Regions from separate parts of the Homo sapiens genome. Here regions 1, 2, 4 and 5 are each linked to region 3. A link is a loop called in an ENCODE intact Hi-C map of the cell type or tissue named here. Cell type or tissue: OCI-LY7. All regions are shown on one strand. Region 1 holds the start of LOC124902989 (a long non-coding RNA gene). Region 2 has its middle 70 kb from the start of MIR492. Region 3 has its middle 42 kb from the start of MIR492. Region 4 holds the start of MIR5700 (microRNA 5700). Region 5 has its middle 16 kb from the start of MIR492.

What was found. Peaks named below come from ENCODE experiments on the same cell type or tissue, not always from the same donor. Only the 100,000 strongest peaks of a DNase experiment are listed, where the experiment ranks them.
Region 1: a loop joins it to region 3, with 10 times the contacts of the local background. A loop is called at or near these places in 7 of 110 quality-filtered maps.
Region 2: a loop joins it to region 3, with 5 times the contacts of the local background. A loop is called at or near these places in 8 of 110 quality-filtered maps.
Region 4: it touches region 3 in a loop (3-fold over the local background); 2 of 110 quality-filtered maps call a loop at or near these places.
Region 5: it touches region 3 in a loop (5-fold over the local background); 4 of 110 quality-filtered maps call a loop at or near these places.

The regions. Positions count from the first base shown.
Region 1 is chr12:94,708,160-94,713,159 of GRCh38, reverse strand. LOC124902989 (a long non-coding RNA gene) reads left to right here and starts at 722. Exons shown (of 2, transcript XR_007063412.1): 1 at 722-5,000. In OCI-LY7, CTCF peaks have their summits at 1,839 and 2,042 (motif pointing left); a DNase peak (open chromatin) is centred at 2,039.
Region 2 is chr12:94,761,887-94,766,886 of GRCh38, reverse strand. No RefSeq gene overlaps it. Among named protein-coding and RNA genes, the nearest start is that of MIR492, 70 kb to the left of the region's middle. RefSeq lists an enhancer at 3,939-3,998 and a silencer at 4,319-4,368. In OCI-LY7, a CTCF peak has its summit at 2,483 (motif pointing right); DNase peaks (open chromatin) are centred at 2,486 and 4,076; H3K27ac peaks cover 1,484 bases.
Region 3 is chr12:94,873,821-94,878,820 of GRCh38, reverse strand. No RefSeq gene overlaps it. Among named protein-coding and RNA genes, the nearest start is that of MIR492, 42 kb to the right of the region's middle. RefSeq lists silencers at 4,787-4,886, 4,897-5,000. In OCI-LY7, CTCF peaks have their summits at 2,832 and 3,035; a DNase peak (open chromatin) is centred at 3,060.
Region 4 is chr12:94,558,251-94,563,250 of GRCh38, reverse strand. MIR5700 (microRNA 5700) reads right to left here and starts at 1,462; the gene lies at 1,392-1,462. RefSeq lists enhancers at 1,925-2,034, 1,834-2,460. In OCI-LY7, no CTCF peak of the experiment used is centred here; DNase peaks (open chromatin) are centred at 1,060 and 2,210; H3K4me3 peaks cover 1,243 bases.
Region 5 is chr12:94,816,268-94,821,267 of GRCh38, reverse strand. No RefSeq gene overlaps it. Among named protein-coding and RNA genes, the nearest start is that of MIR492, 16 kb to the left of the region's middle. RefSeq lists enhancers at 2,708-3,227, 4,818-5,000. In OCI-LY7, a CTCF peak has its summit at 2,798 (motif pointing left); DNase peaks (open chromatin) are centred at 2,777, 3,097 and 4,307; H3K4me3 peaks cover 2,472 bases; H3K27ac peaks cover 3,944 bases.

The DNA.
Region 1 (5,000 bases), 170 kb after region 3:
GAAGAGCTTCAGAAAACAGTGTTGTTCCAAAGGAGGGCTTGGTAATTCTAAATGGCCAGTAGGGCAGGCCAGAGGCCACTGAGGATTCACATCACAGGAGAGAAAGTATTTACCAGTAGGGTTGCTTTGATTGATGGGTCCTGGGAATTTCTGCAACATGCCCTGCAGCACCTAACAGTAGGACAGATGTTTCCATAGCTGAATCTTTCTGCCCTGCTGCTCCTGGGAAAAATAATTTCCACTCCCACTGCAGCTCTACCCTAGCCAATTAATGAAGTTCTTTCAGTGATTTTTCATTTGTGAGTATGATATGCTCAGCTCTTGGCCTAATTAGACAAGAGGGGGCCGCTGATTTCTCAGTCTCCAGACTTCTTGCTTGGGACATGCATTCTCAGTTTCTTTAGACCAGTAGTTGTATTAATAAAAGAAAGAGGAGGGGGCCAGGTGCGGTGGCTCACACCTGTAATCCCAATATTTTGGGAGGCTGGGGGTGGGGGTGGGTGGGGGGGGGGTGGATCACGAGGTCAGGAGTTCGAGACCAGCCTGACCAACATGGTGAAACCCTGTCTCTACTAAAAATACAAAAATTAGCCGGGTGTGGTGGCACACGCCTGTAATCCCAGCTACTCAGAAGGCTAAGGCAGGAGAATCGCTTGAACCCGGGAGGCAGAGGTTGCAGTGAGCCGAGATCGTGCCGCGACACTCCAGCCTGAGCAACAGAGTGAGACTCCGTCTCAAAAAAAGAAAGAAAAAGGAGGGAAACATTCCAAATCTGCCAAGGCATTAAATATATAGTGGATGCATATAGTATTTTCAATATTTAAAAGACATAAAGTAGGTCTCTCTCCCAATCCTGTCCCCTTCCCAGAAACAATCCCTATTAACTTTCTGTCTATTCCTAGAGATATATCCATGTACATGCATTTAATGTATGTGTGTGTATATATATACATATAGACCTATTTATCTTTTGCATTCACACAAATGGTAACATATACATAATTCCATACCTTGCTTGTTTCTTTTTGTTTTGTTTTTGTTTTTGGGATGGAGTTTCACTCTTGTTGCCCAGGCTGGAGTGCAGTGGCGCAATCTCGACTCACTGCAACCTCCGCCTCCTGGGTTCAAGCAATTCTCCTGCCTCAGCCTCCCGAGTAGCTGGGATTACAGGCACCCACCACCATGCCCGGCTAATTTTTTGTATTTTCAGTAGAGACAGGGTTTCATCATGTTGGCCAGGCTGGTCTCGAACTCCTGGCTTCAGGTAATCCACCCTCCTTGGCCTCCCAAAGTGCAGGGATTATAGGCATGAACCACGGCACCCGGCCACCTTACTTGTTTTTACTTATCTTAGGGATTGTTCCGGGTTAGCACATGTAGACCTCCCATATTTGCTTTTTAATAACTACAGGAATGTTTTTTAAACATTGTTTAGATGGTCCATCATTTACTAGCCTTTTATTGCTGGGCATTTTGGTTGTACAATCTTCTGCTGTCCCAACAAATTAAATGTTACCCTTGAACATAAATATTTTGGCGCATATGCTAGTTAATCTATATTATCAGTTTGCAGAAATAGAACCACTAGGCCAAATGGCATATACCTTTAAATATTTAAAATATTTAAATATAGAGATAATCATATTGCTCTCCTGTAGAGGATTTCTTCATTGACTTCTTCCTGGCAGTGCATAAGAATGCATCCTCCAACCCGTTTCCCTTCTCCCCATCTCCACCTTGGCCATATCAGAGTCTGTCTTTTGCAGGAGAAAAAGTTTTGGTCTGGGATGAGCATGAATATTTTTAAAACTCACCGCATGGGTGTCAGCAGTGTTTCAGTTGCAAGTCACAGAAAATCTGCCTCAAACCGACTTAAATCAAAATTAAAAAAAAAAAAAAAGATGGAGAAGTTGATGGGCACAGATAACAAAAGTCCAGAGAGAAAATGTGCTTCAGGTGTAGCTGGATCTAGGGAGGGCTGGCATGTCATGGCACAGCTTCAGGGGCACAGTCACATTGCATTAGCAAACAGTGTGAAGGCTGCCCCCTGGAGTTAGTGGCCATACATTCAGGGACACAACTAAGCTTACAGGGACCTGGTCTCTCTCCATTTCCCAGCCCTGTTTCCTTGGGGTTTGCCTTGTTCACAGGCAGGCTTTCTCCACGTGGCAGCTCTAGGTTTACGTTCTATGAACTTTATAACCTCAATCTAAGAGCCTCCCCTTCTCTGTAGATACAGCCAAAGTCATGCAATTGTTCTTCGTTGATCTGACTTTGGTCAGATACTCATCCCAAGTAATTGATCACTTCTGGGAAGGTCTTTTGGTTTGCTTGCCTGTCATCCATTCCCTGTTCTTCTGATAGTAGCGCCTTGATTTTCTTCCTCAATCTAAGTCCCCATGGTTCTAGGGACCTTCCTTCATCCAGGGCTGAGCATGCGACCCTAGGCATGGCCAGTCAGCACCCATCCTACCAACGGCCAAAGTGATTCTGATTCTTGGACACTACCTCCTTGACCACTAACCCATCTGTAGGCTAGATGAGTTTGTCTGAGACCAGGAAAGTTACAGCTGAAGAAGATGGGAGATGGAAGTGCATACAAATCACCTGGCAATCTTGTAGTAAAGCAGATTCTAATTTATTAGGTCTGAGATGGGGTCCACTGCATTTCTAACAGGGTCTCGGAAGATGTTGATGCTGCTAGTCCAAGGCCCACACTTGGAAGCAGAGAGACGTAAGGTGGATCCAATGGCCCCTCCAGGCTCCTCCTGGTCTAATGATTTTAAGATTTCATAGCATATACAAAAGGATACGAAACAAACAAAATCTCCACATGCAATCAATTCTAATTTGTCTCCACTTCACATGCAAATAGAAGTCACATTTTAATGATCATATATATCCAAAAACATAAATATTATGAAAACATTCATTCATTTAAGAAATACAATTCCATTTCCTGCCTTGATGGGGTTGGGAGAGGAAACCTTCATTGAATTTTTCTAAAAGAATCATACTTTTGACCAATGTTGGCAAGAAAGTAACTTTTTCTTTTGGGGACTGTGAGCTCTTTGTTGTCTTACTGAAAAAACAAAACAAAACAAAAAATAGAAGACAAAAAACAAAAAACCAAAACAACCTGCTGCTGATTCTACTGTCAAGCTAGTGACTTATTTGTGCTTTACCTGAGGAACCAATTTGCCCTTGGCAGACACTGGGCTTTATATATCTAGTTATCCCATCATAGCTGGGTGGCCTGGTGGCAAAAACTGGGGACAGTCTACTGTTTTCTTGAGAATAACACAGTCACTCTCTCTCTCATGACCAACTGCTCTTCACATTTTCTTTTTAAATAAATTCTTTTCTCATCATCTCTCAGTACCAATATCTCAATCCAGGAATAACTTGAACAGCATCTAAAGAGTTTCTTTGCTCTCCCTTATTCAAATCGGCTATTGAATGGACTCCCCCAATATCCAGCACCATTTATTGAAACAGAAAAATGATTTCTTTTGGAAAGCAATTTCATGCCTTGTTATCCCCAACAATGTCTCTAAAATACAAGGTTAGATGGCATTTCCAGGAAGTCCCTATTCATTCCTGGGACTGAAAAGGAAAAATAAAATTTTAAAGGGGACTCCAGAAGCCCATGGCATTGTCTGCTAGATATCTTCATGCCTTGAGGATCATTGTGTGGCATTGTGAAGATACTTGCTTTAAAATCATGCCTCTGTACAGAAAATTGTAGCCTCAAACCCTGGTGTTATTATGTAAATAGGTGTTAATGAATCGATTGTACTAAGTAGACTGTGATTGAGAGTTGCTGTTCTTATGAGATGATCACAGAAAGACAGCTGGATTTTCTTCTGCTTTTTTTAGAATCCTTATACTCGTTCTGCTTCACAGATATGGCTTCTACCAGAAGGCGAGTTGTGCAGAATTCTCATCTTGTGCTTTATTTTCTTATTGCTAAACTGTTAAGTAAGCCAGTCCCATCCGTAAGTTTGAAAAGCCACCTTAGGACTTAATTATTAAAAGGTAACGTCTCCTCCATAAATACTGATCCTCTAGAAATACTGTGGTGTCCACATTTGTGTTTTAAGATTAATATAACCCATCCTCTCCTGTAAGAAATGGGATTTTGAGGCCCTCTCCTTGCTCTCTGTGTCTGCGATTGACTCACTGAGTGTCAGAGCTGCACTTAGAGGATGCCTAAGCTGGGAAGTCATTGATCAACAAATTGCACCTTGATGGTAGAATAGAAAGGAGAGGGGTATTTATTGTAGCAGGGGGTCGTCTTTATCCATTAGTGATGTAAATACTAGGAGATAGAAGATTTGGGGATTTGTCAATCGGCCTAATGACATTTTCCCAGCAAGTCTTTATTGAGCACCTGCTGTGTTCCAAGGCATAATGGTTGGCTCTGGGTATACAGTGATGATCCAGCTGAGCCCTGATCTCATGGAGGTAACTTAAATGAGCCATTTAATGCCTGGACTTGACTTGAAAAGTGAAGCTAATTCCTAACCTCACTGGATTGCTGTGATGGTGAAACACATTTTTGAAAGTATAAAGTATTAAATGCAGAGTTCCTGAGGTCAGAATGATGACACAGCTTCAGCAATGTCCTTAACCTTGAACTTTCTAACATCAGTTCTTTTTTCTATTATCTGCTTTCATGAAGTTATCCTCACACGGCCTTCACTTCGCCCTTTGTCTTTTTGTGACAGTTGCATTTTCCTCTCCAAGGATTATCCCACTTTCCTGATTCTTGAATGGTGCCAGCTTTTTATCTGCCTTGCAAAATATTTTTCTAAAGGAGGGGCCTCCTAAGAAATTTCATAGGTATTCGATATGAACTTAGAAAAGTGACTATTCACAAAAGATACTGAGACAAAAACGAAAAGTAGCTTTCTGTATTATACATACAATAAAAATCGGAACGTAACACCCCAGAATACAGTTCTCTTGAGACATCTCTGTCGTTTCCTAGAGTTAGA
Region 2 (5,000 bases), 110 kb after region 3:
CTGCACTCCAGCCTGGGCAACAGAGCAAGATTCCATCTCAAAACAAACAAAACCACTTACCAAATTGATGCATATAGACACACACATATATATAATATGTATATCAGATATATGCACACAGTATGCTTACATGTATGTAAAACAACACAAATATACACAAATATAATTTGTGTAACCATTTGTTTAATGTATGTTTCACCACTGGAAGGTTTGCAAGAAATACCATGCCTGTTTTATTCATTCCTTCTTCTGTTGTGTACAGTGCTCGGAGTGTAGTAGATGCTCAATAAATGTGTCAAATGGCTGGATGAATTAGCAATATTCATGCACCAAAGTATCATGATTCTTGTTACTCTAAGAGTGGGATATGAACCACTGGAGATGACTTTAGATGTGACCTGAGTCTAGCACTGGATAATATTGTATCACCTTGAGTGAAAGTACTTTTATTTTCAATTTACTTTCAATCCCTCTGATGTTATTAAAGAGAAAAGCATGGTTTGATGATGGTCTTTAATCACTGCTGACCACTTGCCAGCCTCCCTGGTCTACACAGTGAGATCAGGCCTCAGCCAGCAACACTGTCTAACTGGACTTCAATAACATGTTTTGTTTCTATTGCATTATTCATAGGTTACCTTTTATTTGTGACACATGATATTGATTTTTCTTTTATGGAAGTGACACAAAGTCTCCTTTTAAAACAAAACTATATAAGTAAAAATGTGAGTATATTTAAGAGAAATATTAAGGAAATAGTAGTACAGTTATGATATATTAGTGGTTCTTGAATTACTGAAATTTTGGTTTTTGAAGTGTTTGAAGTTTTGGAACTACCTAGAAGGTCACTAGAGTCCAAGATGCACTCCTGAGTCCATCCCCAAACTAGTGCAGGACCATGACAAAGTAAATGCAATGAAGTGAGTTTCTCCCAAAGCTAAGTTGGTTCATTGTCATTCTGATAGCATGTTCTTTTTTGAGATTAAAGTATCTTTTCCCCAAATAGATGATGATTTTTAAAAATTGCCCCCAAATCTGGCTGGGCATGGTGGCTCATGCCTGTAAGCCCAGCACTTTGGGAGGTTGAGGTGGGTGGATCACTGGAGGTCGGGAGTTCAAGAGCAGCCTGGCCAACATGGTGAAACCCCGTCTCTACTAAAAATACAAAAATTAGCCAGGCATGGTGATGTGTGCCTGTAATCCCAGCTACTTGGGAGGTTGAGGCACGAGAATCTCTTGAACCTGGGAGGCGGAGATTGCAGTGAGCCAAGATTGTGCCACTGCACTCCAGCCTGGCAATAGAATGAGACTCCGTCTGGAAAAAAAAAAAAAAAAGTTGCCAGTAAAATCTTGTTTGCCTCCTGTGTGAATAATATGAGAGCAGTTGGTCCCACTCTTGTGTGTGTGCGTGTGTGTGTGTGTGTGTGTGTGTGTGTGTGTGTGTTGGTCCCCAGTGCAAATGCAGATGTGTCATGCATACTACCCTAAAGTAAAAAGCATTTGTGTGTTGTTTTCCCTTTATTTCAAATAGGGATTGCAAGTATCATATTTATAAAAAAAAAGATTGTGAAAATAATTTCTAGATATGGTGAGCACTGTATAAGGGATGTCATAGGAGAACGAGATGGTTGGGGGAGTAGAGGGTACTAGGGGGAGGGTGTTTCTGTAGTAGTTTCTTCCATTGGAGACAGAATAGGGATGGGAGGGGTCTGAGGGCAGTGGCTCCTAGATGGCAGGATGAGCATTTGGGGGGCAGCAGCCTCCCCATTTTCTGAGATAGGTGGTGTCAGAGGTTGGGCAAGGAGGAGAACAGGGGTTGGCAGAGGAGAGACAGGCAGGTCATCTGTGGAGGGATCCACACTTCAAGTGCTGCTGGACACAGGGAGGCTCCTGTGCCCCAGGCATCAGCCTGGAAAGAAGTTAGCCTGTTGCAACATTGTCGTAACTGCTGCCTTTCTCGCTGTTTGTGTCTGTGCCGAGTTTGCTTTGCTTATAGAACCCAAACTGCGGTTGGACTCTTAGGTCCCCATTAGAAATTTAGCAGAAATCATAAGACCAGAGAGATTATGGCCTTACTGATTGCATCAGTTTTGGCAACTGCCTAATTAGAAGCATCCAAAGAACGAGACCTTTAAAATGACTTATACTTGTTATAACCCATGATCAGCCTTTGGCTTCTCATTTGAAGCTGCTGCCTGCGGTGGCATCATAGTTAGATACTTACTGTATCTAACTGATACATAGCAGGGACTATGATTTTCTCTCAGACTTAAACCATGGTCAGCAGAACTATATTTTGCTTTTGAAAATCAGAACTCTTTCAAGGTAACATGCTTCAAGAGGAGTGATCTTCTCCCCTCCCTAAAATCCAGATGTTATACTTCGAAGTTAAAAACAACTGGAAACTGAAAAGTCTAACTGCAAGCCGCCTTCTCTGCTGTTAAGCAGTCAGCGTTCACCTACAATGGTCTTTCTCTGTTTTTGCCAGTAGGTGGTGACAGTGCTGTCTGTGCAGTTTACTTAAGTCTCTTGTTATTTATTTATTATTTAAATAATACCTCTCTCTCTCTCTCTCTCTCTCTCTCTCTCTCTCTCTCTCTCTCCGTCTCTCTCTCTCTCTCTCTCTCTCTGTCTCTCTCTCTCTCAACAGAGTCTTGCTCTGTTGCCCAGGCTGGTGTACAGTGGTGGGATCTCATCTCACTGCAACCTCCACCTCCCGGGTTCAAGAGATTCTCCTGCCTTAGGCTCCCAAGTAGCTGGGATTACAGGGACCTGCCACCACACCCCGCTAATTTTTTTTGTATTTTTAGTAGATACAGGGTTCCACCATGTTGGCCAGACTGGTTTTGAACTCCTGACCTCAAGTGACCCACCCACCTTGTACAAATACATACATATTATAGGAAGAATTAGAAAACAGATAAGCACAAAGGGAGTTGGGGGGTGGGGGTTGGAATTGTATAATCCCACCATCTGTAGATAATCACTGCTGAAGTTCAGGCATACACAGCCTTTGTGGTAAACTGACCTAAGCCAGTTTAGTGGTTCACAGCTAATAGGTTATGTATGGTTGATACCAGGAGCCTCCAGTGATGACAGATCTCTACTCCACAACCTCTGTAAGGGTGAAAGGAGAAAGCAAGAGCAGTTCTCAAACCAATCCTGCTACGGGGACAAACATGCATGACCAAGCAGGCACACAGCCTGTGCTGTAAACTGCGCTGGAGAGGCCCAAGCTCCCAGCTTTCAGCCGCTTAGACAAACACCTTGCATGAAAGGCTCTCCTGTGGCCTGTGCAGCAGCAGTGTTGTAGCCATAGCATTGAGCTAACTTTACTTAGAGTCACGCAGGCCACAGAATCCTCCATAACGTAAGACTGGAGGGATGGAGGCTGCTGGCGTTGCTGAATTCTCACACCCTGGTCATAAGAAGGCGGAGTGGCCTGTACAGCATTTCCAGCTGATCCATATACAGCAAGTCCTCAAATGATGTCATTTCAATCGGTGTCATTTCATGATCACCTTGATGAGAAAGTCTGTTCCTGGCTGGGGCCCCTGTCTGTGTGGAGTTTGCACATCCTCCCACATCTGCATGGGTTTTCTCCAGGTCTCCCAATTTCCTCCTACATCGCAGAGATGTACATGTTTGGTTAACTGGCATGTGGTCCCAGCCTGAGTGAGAGAGAGAGAGCGTGTGTGTGTGTGTGTGTGTGGCAGGGGTGTGTGTGGTGGGGGTGTGGGTCTGAGTGCACCCTGCTAGGGGATGTATCCTGTCCAGGATGGGTCCCAATGTTGCAGCCTCAGCTGCCGGGACAGGCTCCAGCTACCCTTGACCCTGAAACAGGAATAACTGGGCAAATAATTATCTTCCTTGTGTTTATTAACCTTACTTAAATGTATGTATAGCTCACATGTATTTCAGTGTTTAATATTATAAATGTTTTGGTTTTTATTTAGAAGTTTTGTGATTTTTTTTGTGATCAGAAATATGCCATAAGAACTTAGCTCTTGTTGATCTCAATTAGCCTGTGGCAAAATCAGTTTCACTATATGTTGTTTCACTGAAAGTTGCAGTTTCCTGTTGATGACATGAAGTGAGCCCTTACTGCACTGTCGTGCATTGCTTAACAACAGGGATATGGTCTGAGAAATGTATCGTTAGTCAATTTTGTCATTGTGTAAACATCATAGTGTACTTATACAAACCTAGATGGCATAGCCTACTACACACCTACACTATATGCTGTAGCCTGTTGCTCCTAGGCTAAAAACCAATACAAAGTGTTACCATACTGAATAGGCAGTTGTAACATGGTGGTATTTGTGTATTTACACATATCTAAACAGAAAAGGTACAGTAAAAACACAGTGGGTTATAAAAGATTAAAAATGGCACACCTGTATAGGGCATTTACCATGAAGGGAGTTTATAGGACTGGAAGTTGCCCTGGGTGAATCAGTGAGTGGTAAGTGAATGTGACCACTCACACAAGTGTAAACTTTAAACGCTGTATACTAAGACTACACTATATTCATTTAAAATTTTTTCTTTAATAATAAACCTTAACTTACTGTAACTTTAAAAATAAATTTTAAGAAACTTTTGACACGTTCATAATAACACTTAGGACACAAATATATTGGATAGCTATACAAAAAATAGTTTCTTTATATCCTTATTCTGTAAGCTTTTTTCTATTATTTATATTTTTACTGTTTCAATTTTTTGTTATAAACTAAGACACGAACACACACATTAGCCTTGGCCTACACGGGGTCAGGATCATCAGTTTCACTGTCTTCCACCTCCACGTCTTGTCCCACTGGGAGGTCTTCAGGGGCAATAACACATTTGAAGCTGTCATTTCCTATGATAACAATGCCTTCTTCTGGAATATCTCCTGAAGGACCTGCCTGAAGCTGTTTTACAGTTAACCTCTTTTTTTCATAAGTAGAAGGAGTACACTCTAAAATAACAATAAAAAGTATAGCATAGTAAAT
Region 3 (5,000 bases):
CTTTTTAAATATCCACTAAGGGCTGAACTCTGGCACAGAGCTTTAGAAGAAAGAAGAAACTAAATTCCTATGATAAAGGCGACACACAGCTCTAGGTAAGTTCTTTCCCACTCTACCCTGCATCTTCAGGCCACAAAAAGAAGAAGAAGAAAAAAAAGATCAATAGAATGTCAAGCCCCTAAATTGTGGTTCAGAGAAGTTGAACAGGCCTTGTCAAGGGCAAGAAAAGAAATAGCATAGCAACCACGCAGACCTCCTACAGCAAAATAAAGGACCCAGAATATCCTTAAGTGACTGTGATATTGGAATAAAAAATAAAAATTAAAAAGTCACACATCCCAGGGTTCCCTAAGAATGGTTTATTGACTCACCACCTCTACTTTGTGGCTCATTCCACTGTACCCTTTGAAGAATATTCTTGCTGGGCATGGTGGCTCATGCCGTAATCTCAGCACTTTGGGAGGGCTAGGTTGGGGGATCACTTGAGGCTAGGAGTTTGAGACCAACCTGTGCAACATAGCAAGACCCCATCTCTACAAAACGAACAAAAAGAATTGTAGAGATGGGTGTGGGAGCATGCACCTGTAGTCCCAGCTACTTGAGAGGCTGAAAAAAGAATATTCTTCACTCTTCCCATTCAAATCTTATATTTTTTCAAGCTAAGAACTCATCTCCTTTAAGAATTCTTTCTTAACTAATGTCACTTTATTCTAGTATAAATACTTGAAAGTCAGTTTTAGTGGATATAAAATTCTTGGCTCACGTTTTCACCACTTTGAAGAAATTCCGGAGAGAGAAGTCTGTGTGATACATTAACATCCACCTATCACTGGTCAATCTCTTGGGTTCTGGAGTCAGATTTGGGCCAGAAGTGTGTCACTAATTAAACATGCAGCCTTTGGCAAGGTGTTTCATCTCGATAAATCTTAGTTTCATAGTCTATCATATGGAGAAGATACTAACAACAATCCTGCAGAGTTTTGTGAGGATGAAACAGATTGATACATGGCTTTTCACAGTGCCTGGAACATATAAAGTACTCAATGCATGTAGCTGTGATACATGTTTCCTTGAAATTTTTCTTGGTCTTTCTCAGGGAAATATGGATTGATTTAATCAATAATGTATACCGCCCCATAGTAGGTATTTAATAGATGCCTTATGAAGGATTCATATTTAGGAACATGGTAAAGGAAAACAACATTTAATTACTAATGGTTTTCTAAATGGAGGATGACAGACTGGTAAGAAATTATGCCAGTTGATAACATTTCTTATCTACGAAAAGAAGAAATTATTCTCTTTTACTATTTATGTAAAATTGTAAACTAGTTCCTTTTTGTTCAATTTTATAACAAATGCCTATCTACCTTAATAGGTAATGAAAGAAGTAAGCTTGACCTCCTGATGCCAGTATACTTCCTACTGTACTAAGATGAAGACCTATGAATCCAGCCTGCAGATCAAGAGGGCTGAATAGGCCAGGTGTGGTGGCTCACACTTGTAATCCCAGCACTTTGGGAGGCCGAGGCAGGTGGATCATCTGAGGTCAGGAGTTTGAGACCAGCCTAGACAACATGGTGAAACATCGTCTCTACTAAAAATTCAAAAATCAGCTGGGAGTGGTGGTGGGTGCCGGTAATCCCAGCTACTCGGGAGGTTGAGGCAGGAGAATCGCTTGAACCTGGGACGCGGAAGTTGCAGTGAGCCGAGATGGTGCCTATGCACTCCAGCCTGAGTGACAAGAGTGAAACACTGTCTCAAAAAAAAAAAAAAAAAAAAAAAAATTAAGGCTGAATAACAGTGTTTGTGACTGGTGGAGAAGTTAAACAATTAAGAAAAAAGGGGAAAATATAGTGTTCTTAAACATTAGATGGTTTTCAAGGAATCAAATAATATGGCTGAGTTTAGAAGGCTAATGGAGATATGATAATATGAAACAGATAGACAACTCTATCATTAAAATATTTTGAAGATTCTTTAAACATATGAAAGAAACAAAGACCTTTCCCCCTCCCCCTGGAATAAAAAAGGGGGAAATCTGATTCAATCTAGTTTTACTTTTAAATTGATTCTTCAGGGTAGTTAATGAGAGCATTGGAAACATGAGGATTTCCATAGATGGCCAGTGTGACCGTGTTCCATTAGCAACTGACGTGTTGTTATTTATTTGGTACAGTTGAATAACATTCTTGGTTTCTGAAGGGAATTTAAAAATGATTCAGGCTAACTAATACTTCAAGATCATCCTAACAACTACTTAACTGAAACTGACTCCCCTCCCCCACACCAGGAGTCTTATTCAAGTTTAGTAAGAAATGAACATTAGGACGGGCTCGGTGGCTCACGTCTGTAATTCCAACACTTTGGGAGGCCGAGGTAGGTGGATCACCTGACGTTGGAAGTTCAAGACCAGCCTGGCCAATATGGTAAAATCCTGCCTCTACTAAAAATATAAAAAATTAGCTGGGTGTGGTGGTGGGTGCCTGTAGTCCCAGCTACTTGGGAGACTGAAGTGGGAGAATTGCTCAAACCCAGGAGGCAGAAGTAGCAGTGAGCCGAGATCGCGCCACTGCACTCCAGACTGGGCACGACAGAGCAAGACTCCGTCTCAAAGAAAAGAAAAAAAAAAAAAGAACATTAAATTGATTAGATATCACATTTGCAAAGCAAAGAGTATTAATTAGAAGGAGCAGGAAGAGGTAATGTTGTAGAAAGCAGCACAAGTAGTGTTAAAACAAGGCGCTGTGGTGAGATCACACAAACCAATGAAGTGGCTAACACTGTATCTCCAGGTTAAGATTTCTTACAATGCTGAGCAAGAATACTGATACTCTAATACTCACATAGTAATACTCTAAATCTTGAACTTTACTTCTGGCTAGGCCTTTAATGCATCTATTTAGTCCAAGTTGTCATTTTACTGATGAGGAAGCTAAGGCTCTGAGATGTCAAGTGACTAATCTATGACAAAAGCTCACGTTTTTACTTCCAGGAACACCTTTACACAGTTGCACCTTTTCTATGAAGCAGAGGAGGGCAGTATTGCATGGGCATTAAGTGAGAGGGTCCTCGTGTCAGACTGCCTGAGTTGAAATCCAGGCTGTGCCACTAACAAGCTGTATGATCTCGGGCAAATGACCTGCCCTCTCTGAGCTCGAGTATCTCCCTCTAAAAAAACCATAATATCCCAGTACGTACTTCATAGAGTTGTGTGGATTGAAATGATAAGACAGGTATGGCTCAGAAGTACACTTACTAACATTGTTATTTTCCCAAAGAAAGGCAAAAACATAAAAGCTCAATCAGAAGAGATTATATATCCAGGGAGGAAAAAACCCACTGCATACAGATCATAAGATAAAGTAAAAAAGGGACATAGCAAGTGTCATTAATTGTCGTTTCTTACATTTCCCCCTCACACATCAGTCACTCCTCCCCCTATCTGTGCTGATAGGCACCAAAGAGAAATCCAGACAAAATGTTTTTATTCATTAGATCATTAAGGTACTTCGTGTAATATTACGGTCTCTATAGTGCTGCTGACAATCAATGTTAGAAAATTATAAAGGTATTTCTTTGGCAGTGGTGATCTGCCAGAATAACTGGCATAAAGGCAATGCCAAAGCTGAAACACTCATGAGAAGTGTTTACCCGGCACAAGCCTTTGCATTCCCACTGCTGTCTGCCTGCATACCTGTCACAGCCGCTTTGGAAACACAAGCGTCCTTGGATGCTTTTCAAAGGATCCTCTGACAAACAAGAGATATTTTTTTCTACACAAAATTCAGGCTGCCTTGAGTTCCGTGCTATTTGATTTACTTTGTTCAGCAGTCGAAGCAGAATAAAATCAGATTTCTTCCTGGAAGACCTTCCCACATCATTCCATCCTGTTCTTGCGGATTTAGATCCTGCATTCTGAGCTCAAGGGTGTGCAGCGTTTTCATGATCTGGGGAATACATTTTTCCCCCTTCTCATTTTTTTCCCGCAGAAGCATTAGCATTTGGGGATGGGCTCCCGTGTTGTTTGGAAAAGTTGGGGTGGAGGTCGATTGTGAAGAGAAAGCTGTGCACACAGGGGACTGCTAGGAAAACCCGTGGGTTTCGCTGGAATGGGGATGCTGACCTCTTCCCCTGCCGAGCTCCTTCACCTGAATGAGACCAGACGGTCTCTGTTCCACGGTGTTTCCTCCAGCCCCGGGTGGATCTGCTGTTTACCGCTCTTAACTCTCTTCCCACCCCTCCTCGGAAAGCTTTATGAATGCTCAGGACTTTCAAAAAACAATCGCAGAATCTAAAGAATGGTAAAGGGCCGACGCACTGGCTCACACCTCTCATCCCAGCACTTTGGGAGGCCGAGGCTGGAGGGTCGCTTGAGGCCAGGAGTTCGAGACCAGCCTGGGCAAAATGGCGAGACACCAGTCTCTACAAAAGAATAAAAATACAAAAATTAGCCGGGCGTAGTGGAGCACTCGCCTGTGGTCCCAGCTACTGGGAAGGCTGAGGCGGGAGGATCGCTTGAGCCTGGGAGAATCGCAAGGCTGCAGTGAGCCGAAATCGCGCCCCTGCGCTCAGCCTGGGGGACAGAGCGAGACCCTGTCTGAAAAATTAAAAAGAAAACGAAGAGTAGGAACGGACATTAGCGGGCCACCTTCCCATCCCATGGGGAGAATTTTAAGGTGGTACTTTTAAGGCGGGTGAGAATTGCCATCTGCGCTCTCCGCCAATCCACTCTTGCTCCGCAAACTTGGGGTCCCTGTAGGGTGGGCCCAGCTTTCACCCCAAAGCTTCTCCAGCTCAGTTCTGGGGGCCGCGGGGCAGGCATCGGAGACTCGCTCCGCTCCTGGTGGGGCCAGAACTCGAGGAAGAGGAGAGGGGCGAAGCGGCCCGAGGAGGCGGGGACGCTGCGACGGCGGCAGAAAGGCCCCGGGGCCCCGGAGCTCCGCGAGCTCAGTGCGCCCTTGGCCGGCTCCGCGCCTCCGCCGCAGCCCGGGAGAGCC
Region 4 (5,000 bases), 320 kb after region 3:
CATGTACTTTCTGGTCTGTACTAGCAGTAAGGGACCCCATTTGCCAAAGAAGCTCTTGGAGGCCTGGATCCTTCTCTGATTCTTGGACTGTCAATGTCACAAGCAACAGTGCTAGCCTAGCCTTCTACCAGGGGTTTCCTCCCAAAGTGGTTTTGAATTCTCTTCCTTCATCATATTTATTCTGTGTTTTGATGCCCAGGTCTTGTAGCTCCCGGGAACAGTGAACTGTAAGACCCCAAAACTTAGGCCACAGGTAGAAGTTTATACATCCCCACACACAGTGGCTTAAGCAAGCAGAGACCCAAAGACATGCTTGGATTCAGAAAGGTGGCTGTCCCCAAACATGGTCAGAATTGCAAGGTGACTTCCTGCTATGCCTTGTCAACAACAAACAATTGACTAAGAAAATCCATGGAGGCCGGGCACAGTGGCTCACGCCTGTAATCCCAACACTTTGGGAGGCCGAGGCGGGTGGATCACTTGAGGTCAGGAGTTCGAGACCAGCCTGGCCAACATGATGAAACTCCATCTCTAATAAATATACAACAACAACAAAAAATTACTGGGCATGGTGGCGCGCACCTGTATTCCCAGCTACTCCAGAGGCTGAGGCGGGGGAATCGCTTGAACCCGGGAGGAAGAGGTTGCAGTGAGCCAAGATCACGCCACTACACTCCAGCCTGGGCAACAGAGTGAGACTCTGTCTCAAAAAAAAAAAAAAAAAAAGAAAAGAAAAAGGAAAGTCCATGGAAACCATGAATGAGAGGGAATGGAGGTGACCCATTCAGTCAATAAGCAATCATTCTCAAAAGAGAAGGTAGAGGGTTGCAGGGGGCCGGTGGCTGGCTCTCTGGGTGAGCTGGAGAGTGGCAGCTGTGTCCCTAGAGCAGGCGGGGATCCTGCCTGGCCAGCTGCACTCGGTCTTCTGGGTTTCTGGTTCACAGAGCTTGTTCATGGCCTCCCTGAGGCTATCGACTCTGTGCAGGCTCCAAGCCAAGCTGGCGACTGCTTGGCAGCCTCAGTGAACTCTTTCTACTGGGGACAGACTGAGCTGTCCGACAGGGCAGAACGTTTCAGCTCCTTGGCAGCTGTATATGCTTGAATGTAAATCACTACATTCGCTTTCTCTTCTCGGGGATATTCTTGTCAGAGTGAATCCGTTAGCATGAATCAGTTTCACAGGAGTGAGCACCTGATAAACTGATAGAGGCATTTCTGAACTCCATGACATGTGGGAAGCCCAGCTCGAAACTCGGGGGCTTTCCCCTTACTGGCAATTTGATTAAATGAGGATGAGGGGATGGGAGGGGTGGTGTTTCACCTCTGAGAATCTCCCCTTCCTAAACTGTTAACTGCCTAGGATTATAGGGGTTAGATGAGATCGTAGATGCTCAATAAATGCATTAAATTATTGAAGGCCTGGGGTGCCCAAGGGCCTTCAATAATTTAATGCATTAATTAATTAGTTTATTTATGTGAGACAGAGTCTCGCTCTGTTGCCCAGGCTGGAGTGCAGTGGCACAATCTCTGCTCATGCAACCTCCGCCTCCCAGGTTCAAGCTATTCTCCTGCCTCAGCCTCCTGAGTAGCTGGGACCACAGGCAGGCACCACCATGCCCGGCTAATTTTTTGTATTTTTAATAAAGACGAGGTTGCACCACGTTGGCCAGGCTGGTCTCAAACTCCTGGCCTCAAGTGATCTGCCCACCTCGGCCTCCCAAAGTGCTGGGATTACAGAATTTAATCCATTTATTGAGCACCTGCTACATGCCGTGCACTGTTCTGGGCACAGAGTACAAAACAATGTTACTATCCTCTTGGAGGTTACATTCTGGTGGGGGAGAAGTCAGGTGAAAATAAGATAATATTTGGAAGGGGGAAGGCCCAGGCTCTTGGCATGTTAAACTTACCTTGATATCCTTACAGAGAAAATGAATTTTCTGAGTGTTTCTTTGAATTTTTCAGCTCAATTTCACAGATAGCTATACAGCACAGCTTAGTAGACTCTTCCAAAGTAGAAATATTTCTGGGTCAGAGAGACTCGGCACAGCAGCAGGAGCGCTGGGAAGACCTGGGGTGGTTCTGTTTGGAAAGGGGATGAGATGCTCCTGTACTCCTGCTCCAGTGTTTTTGGCTTGAAATGAGTAACATGCAAATGAGCACCTGGGGCTGAGTCAGCAGTGAGTAACCCCCTCTGCGGGACGCCCAGCCCCGAGGCATACACGGGGCCGCCTCTACTGGCTACTGCACCCCGCAGATGCTTCCGCAGCAGACTCTGTGCCTCACCCCCGGCCCTTGCCCATGTCACCTGCTCAGTCAGAATTCCAGCTCAGGCCAGCGGGGCTCTGCTGATGAAAACAGCATTACCTGGAAGCCTGGGACTTCAGTGTTTCTTCCCGCAGCAAGTGCTGAGGAAGCCGCTGCCTTCCCTGGCACCCCCTTGCCGAATAGCTTCCCTTCTGCAGAGGGCTAGGGTCCCCACTTCATCAGGCCTCAGCTCTCCCCTCGGCTCACCCCTCCTTCATACCACTCCAGGCCTCTGTCCAAGACAGACTCCCACCTGGGCCTCCTGCCTCTTCTGAGAGCCGGCACCTCCTTCATCAGCACCTGTTTTCCAGTGGGTTCATTTCAGCATACACAGATGTCCAGCTGCTGCTGTCCTAAACCCACTTTTATGATCCTGCATTTCCTCAGCTCACTATTCCTTCTCTTCCCTGTCACTATCACGTTTCTTAAAAGAATAGTCTCTACTCCTCTCTCCCAGGATTTCTTAATCCACTAAAAACTAGTGTCAGCCCCCAGCACTCCCCTAAAACTTCTCTCAATGGGGTCACCGAGGACCCATTTGCACTTCTGGTGCATGCTTCACAGCCTGTGTTTTTACTAAACTTCTAGTCATTTCCCTTTGCGGTGCTCCCTCCCATCTGAAACATTTTGCTTCCCTTGGATATCTTCTTTCTTTTCTCCCTTTCTTTCTCTCTCTCTTTTTCTTTCTCTCTCTCTTCTTTCTTTCTTTCTTTCTTTCTTTCTTTCTTTCTTTCTTTCTTTCTTTCTTTCTTTCTCTCTCTTTCTTTCTTTCTCTCTGTCTCTCTCTCTCTCTGTCTCTCTCTCTCCCTCCCTCTTTCTCTCTTTCTTTCTCTCTCTTTTTTTTTTTTTTTTTGATGGAGTCTAACTCTGTCACCCAGGCTGGAGTACAGTGGGGCTCACTGCAGCCTCTGCCTCCCTGGTTCAAACAATTCTCCTGCCTCAGCCTCCCAAGTGGCTGGGATTATAGGCGCGCCACCACGCCCCGCTAATTTCTGTATTTTTAGTAGAGATGGGGTTTTGCCATGTTGGCCAGGCTGGTCTTGAACTCCTGACCTCAAGTGATCTGTCCACCTCAGCCTCCCAAAGTGCTGGGATTACAGGCGTGAGTCACTGCGCCCAGCCTGTTGGGTATTTCCTTGATGCCGCTCTCTGGTTCTCTTGCCACCTCTTGACCACCCTCTAGTCTTCTTTGGCTGCATTATCTCCATCTCACCCCCTTTGCACAGACTCCCCGTGATTCAGCCATCATCTCTAAGACTAATTCCACTGCCTCTATGTAGTGAGTACCTGCCTCTTTTCTGAGCCACAGACCATATTTCTATTTCCCCTTCATCTCTACATAGACATCCTTAGAGCACCTCAAAATATAAAACCAACCTCATTTTTTTGCCCTTACTTCAAATCTGCTCTATCTACACTACCTCATTCCATAAAGGCACCAACACCATCCATTTATTCACCCACCCAAGCTAGAAATCTTAAAGCCATTCCCCCTCTTTCTAACCAGTGCCATCTAATCGTGTCAAACTCTACCTTCTAAAGACACCCAAAACTTGTCCACCTTACTCTTTCCTACCTTGGTTCAGGGCACCATTATTTCCCCCCAGGAGAGTTGTAACAGTCTCCTATGTGGTCCCGGGTCTTCAGTTTTGCCCATACCCAATGCATCCACCATGTAAACTACCTGTGTGATCTAAAATGCAAATCAGATCATCTTATTCCACTTCTTAAAATTTTCAGTGGCTTCTCTTGCCCAGAGGGTCGTGTCTGAATTTCTGAGTGAAGCCCACTAGGTTCCCAGTGTACTGAAGTCCATGCAATGCCCCAGCCTCATCTCCCACCCCCCACCCCCATTGCATGCTCTACGCCTCAAGCCCTGAGCCCACCTTGCTATTTCATGCCCTTAGGTGACACACAAACACCTCCTCTGCCTGCAATCACATTTCTTCTCCTTCAAGACCCTTTCAGATGTCAGCTCTGCAAAGCCCTCATGTTCTTCTCCTCCTGACTCTGTATTCTGTAAAGAAATGCTGTCTAAATACCTTTTTCCTAGTTATTGAGAAGTGTTTCTTTTATGTCTGCTCCTGAAGTAAACAGTGAGTTCCTTGTGACCAGAGCATGCCCTTGCTCTTTCACTCATCTCGTCCTCCCACAGGACCTTGCCAAGTGTCAGGCACATATGTAGGTGGTGTTTAATCAATGCAATGAGCAAAGCAGCCCAGGTACTGTGAGAATGAAATATCTGGCTGGGCACAGTGGCTCACACCTGTAATCCTAGCACTTTGGGAGGCCAAGGCGAGTGGATCACTTGAGGTCAGGAGTTTGAGATCAACCTGGCCAACATGGTGAAACCCCATCTCTATTTAAAAAAAAAATTAGCCAGGTGTGGTGGCAGGCACCTATAATCCAAGCTACTCTTGAGGCTGAGGCAGGAGAATCGCTTGAACCTGGGAGACAGAGGTTGCAGTGAGCTGGGATGGTGCCACTGCACTCCAGCCTGGACAACACTGTGAGACTCCATCTCAAAAAGAAAAAAAAAAAAAAAAGATATCTACTGGGGCTATTTTCCTTTGCCCCTAGATTGTGAGCACTTGGTGGACTGGGAGTGTGTCTTTTTCTTATCTGCCGTACCTAGACAGCTGGTGTTCAATAAATAGTGTTGATTATGGTTGGGTTTACTACAACCTTCCAAA
Region 5 (5,000 bases), 58 kb after region 3:
TACTAATCTGATGAAGCTCAGCTATAGTCAGAACCATAGAATTGCAGATTCTTGATGCTGAAAGGGGCCTTGAAACTTCAGAGTGCATCCCTTCACCCACCAGAGGAATCCTTAGATTGCTCTTGTTGGTTGATAATCTTCTGGCTCCCAGGCACTTTCAAAAAGAAAGCTTAAAACTTTTCAAGCCCGTGGGATCAATTCTTGGATAATTTTAAGTATTGGAAAATCATTTTATGTATGGAGCCTAACTTAGCCTCCCCTGTAAATTTCACCCGTTGGTGACACAAAACAACTAGTGCCATTCTTTATTGGCAGCTCTTCAAATATCGAAGAGTACCTTAAACCATCACTTCCATGGTTGCCACCTGTTCTATCAACTATTTTGTGTTTAATTTGGATTCCAGACTTACAGCTGTGATAGTCACTTCTTGCTAGATGCAATTCCGATTGTCTATATCTTTTGTGCCTAAATCAAACCTACACATCAGATATGGCCTGGCTGGGAGAGTTTTGTGAGCCTGTTAGCTCCTTTGCTCTGGGTGAGGGCTGCCCAGTGGTGTTAGTTACTTATCAGCTACATTGCAGTGCTGACACGTGTTGGGCTTGTGATTAGCCAAAACGCAAATTTTATTTTCTCCTGTGGATTTTGGCTAAGCCAGTTCTCTAATATCTTTTCTTATGTAATTGCTATCTTCAATATAAATGCAGGGATTTACAGTTAATATTACTATTTAACATTAATGATAATACTAGTAACTAGCATCTTTTGAGGACTTACTATATTTATCTTGTTGGGTTTTCCCCAGGATGTGCCTCTTGGGATCATTTTGAATCTTATTTCTTCCCTTTTCTTGGTTTTTCTCTCTACTGAGAGAAATGTTTGTATATTTAGTTCCTACCCATCTGGGTCTCCTGTCTGCCCAGATATATTTTAATTTTGGCTAGTTTATAGTGATGGTAGGATTGTAAGACCTCATGGAAGGAATTAAAGCCACCCAGATTTCTGCATGTATATCCATGTATTCCTCCATTGATATGGTTCGACTGTGTCCCCACCCAAATCTTATCTTGAATTATAGTTCCCATAATCCCCACCTGTTGGCCATTGGGGCAGTTATGGTTGGGTGGCCTGATGAGGGGGTCAAGATGCTTCCCCAAGTGCCTAATTTTATGTAAGCTTCTGGTGCTAGCAAAAAGGAGCCTTACATTACAGATAGATATTGAGGATTCTGGAAAAAATTTCCAGTCATAGAACTAAGATAATGCTCTAGAGATTGGAGTCTTTGGAGATAGTTTTTCGAGGACCCTGCCACCATCCAGCTTCCTCTCTGCTCAGGACTCCTTTAATCTGGTGTCAGTGGATTTCTCCCATCACTTTGGACATGTTCCAATTAGATTGTAATGCACCAGCATTCTTCTCCTTGACTTAAAAAAAACAGGAGGAGAATTATATTCCTTTTGTTGATAGGATTTCTCTTATAGTGTCATCATCTTCCTTTTTCTTATGCTCCCGATCTTCTGAAATCATGCTTCCCTGTGAGCCATTCCTGAATTTTTTGGTGTGTTCCCTGAGTATGGGACACACCTCAGATGGATCCGGGGATAGTTTCTTTTTGACTTGATCCAAGATATACCTCTTCATGAAAATGTATGTTGATCAGGGACTGTGGGTATGTATAGGGTCAACATTCTCTCCCATCTGCTTTTAAGTAAGTGCTGACTTTGCCAGGCCAGGTGAATGAGCCTACAGTCATTTTAAGGTGGAAATAATTGGTTAGTTTAGACTATTTCAGCATTTCCAACACCTAGATTCTAGTAGATATTCCTTGAAAAAGGTGTTAGCAGTGGTGAGTCCATACAGGTCTGCAGCAACCTCAATTCTTCCCTCTTCAGAAGAAAATATTTGACACAGAGACCAAGGCAAGTTTTAGAGGAATGAAAGTTTATTCAAAAGCTTTACAGCAGGAATGAAAGGAAGTGAACTTGGAAGAGGGCCAAGGGGGTGACTGGAGAGATCAAGTGCATGGATTCCCCATTGACTTGGGATTTTATATGTTGTCATATTTCCAGGAGCTTGTGTCCCTTGTCTCCTGATTCTTCCCTTGGGTGGGCTCTCCGCATCCGCAGTGGCTGCCAGCACTTAGGAGTGATGCATGCACGGTATGTTTACTGGAGTTGTACGCATGCTCACTCGAGGCATTCTTCTCTTACCAGTTGAATGTTCCTAGAAGGTCATATACCAGTTAAACTTTGCCATTTTGCCTCTTTTTTGCTTGAGCCCACTGGCCCAACTCCTGAGATCTTATCAGGAAACTGCTGATTCCCAGCTTCAGGTGTTTCTATCTATTGGGAGACTGCCTTTCTCTGGTGCTGGCTGTGACCAATTATTATTTTATTTTATTTTATTCTTTTATTTAGATTCTCGCTCTGTAGCCTAGGCTGGAGTGCAGTGGTGCGATCTCGGCTCACTGCAACCTCCGCCTCCCAGGTTCAAGCGATTCTCCTGCCTCAGGCTCCCGGGGAAGCTGGGATTACAGGTGCCCGCAACCATGCCCTGCCAATTTTTGTATTTTTATTAGAGATGGGGTTTCACTGTGTTGGCCAAGCTGGTCTCAAACTCCAGACCTCAAGAGATCCGCCTGCCTCAGCCTCCCAAAGTGCTGGGATTACAGGTGTGAGCCACCGTGCCCGGCCCAATTATTATTTTAGAGAGACAGTTAACAACTGCCTGACCTCAGTGGTTGCCTGACACTCCTGGAGTGGGGCAGGGGAGCCCTCTTCTGCCCTGCTCAGGTCTAACTAGCTACCTACTATCACAAAAGGAGTCTGGTTAAAAAGGTATTGTGGCAAAAGGGAGTATAGTATGGGTTCCCCAACCTTACTTGGCCGCAACACCTTTGTGTGGCTGAGCATCTTGGGATCAGCAGCCTGCAGGACACTGGAAATTGCTGGACTGAAGGTCAGTGATCTGAGAGACAGGAAAGTACCCGCAGCGAGACAGTGCGAAGAGAGCAATTTTAGAAATACTTCTGCTTTTGTTTCTCAGTTTTTGTTTCTCGGTGCTTATTTTTAACCTAAGTAGTAGTCATTTGAAGCTCTCAGAAGCTCATGGGCTCTTATCAGATGAAAGTACCCCAGACCTTGCAGGATTAGGAACATCATCTGGCCTGAACAGAAGGTAAAATTGCTGTCTGATTTTCTTTTTAGAGAAACCTGTTAGTGAAGCTGGCGATTCAGTTCTTTCTGGTATACATTTAGGACCTGTTAAATATATATTCTGCCTCAAGGGGAAATCATATTCTAAAAAGTAAACAATTCATAGGCAATTCTTGTACCTTGAGAATCCATTAATGGCTTTCAGAAGGCAAATTTTGTTGTCAAGGGGACAGGTTATATGGGCAACTTGCTTCTATTAATACTTTTCTGGGCAGATTAACTAAATGAACTAATATTTAACTTGGTCTAATAGAATGTTAGCCAGAACAGTGCCTGGTAACAACAACAATAATACTAGCTAACATTTCTTAAGTGGTCACTATGTCCCATAACTATTATACATGTGTTAACTAATTTAATCCTCACAAAAATGCAATGAGGTAGCTGTTATTTTTACTCCCACTTTATAAATGAGAAAATATAGTAATATAGCATATTTTACATATATACAGTAATATTGTAGCAGGACGAGCTGCAGACAAAACCCCTCAGACACCGAGTTAAGGAAGGGCTTTATTCGGCTGGGAGCGTCGGCAAGACTCACGTCTCCAACAACTGAGCTCCCCAAGTGAGCAATTCCTGTCCCTTTTAAGGGCTTACAACTCTAAGGGGGTCCGCGTGAGAGGATCGTGATCGATTGAGCAAGCTGGGAGTACGTGACTGGGGGCTGCATGCACTGGTAATCAGAACGGAACAGGACAGGGATTTTCACAATGCTTTTCCATATAATGTCTGGAATCTATAGATGACATAACCGCTTAGGTTAGGGGTCGATCTTTAACTACCAGGCCCAGGGCTCAGCGCTGGGCTGTCTGCCTGTGGATTTCATTTCTGCCTTTTAGTTTTTACTTCTTTATTTGGAGGCAGAAATTGGGTGTAAGACAATATGAGGGGTGGTCTCCTCCCTTAATATAGCATAATAGTGAGGCTAGAACCAGTGATTGGCTCTGTATTCATAAGAGTGAGTAACAAAGCAAAGCAGATTTTACAGTAAGTTCTTTCTTTTTTTTTTTTTTTTTTTTTTTTTTTTGAGACAGTCTCGCTCTGTGATCCAAGCTGGAGTGCAGTGGTGCGATCTAGGCTCATGGCCCGCCTCCCAGGTTCAAGCAATTCTTGTGCCTCAGCCTCCTAAGTAGGTGGGGTTCCAGGCCCCAGCCACCACACCCGGCTAATCTTTGTATTTTTAGCAGAGATGGGTTTTCACTATGTTGGCCAGGCTGGTCTTGAACTCCTGGCCTCAAGTGATTTGCCTGCCTTGGCCTCCCAAAGTGCTGGGGTTATAGGCGTGAGCCACTGCTCCCAGCCTATAGTACAGTTCTTTAATTTTGAGATTGAGCTCAGTTTCATAAAATCCTAGGTAGCATGTAATATATAATTAATTTTGGATTACTTTGTTCTCCTTTAGATATCTATCATAGGATTTTTAACTTCTAATTTGGAATTTTTAGACATCAGTAGATAGTATAAAAATGGAATTTACTTATGTATTTATTCAACAGCCTTTTTGGGGGCCAGTTTCTGAATTTGATTTTAGGGATGCAAAGATGACAGAGCCCATAGTTCCCTGTACTTACAGAGATGTCATCAAATGGCAAAGAGGTATAATCCTTCAAGCAGTTATCATTTCTTATGCCGTGATAGGAAAAGTGGTTTCATAAATCTTACTTTAAAAAGTCAAAGAGAAAAAGTCTGTAGGCTGCCTGCCGTGGGTCTGGACGCCAGGGAGGTGTCACACCTCTCAGATGACTTTTGAGTTGTTCCCCAGCCCTGGCTCGATTTCACCC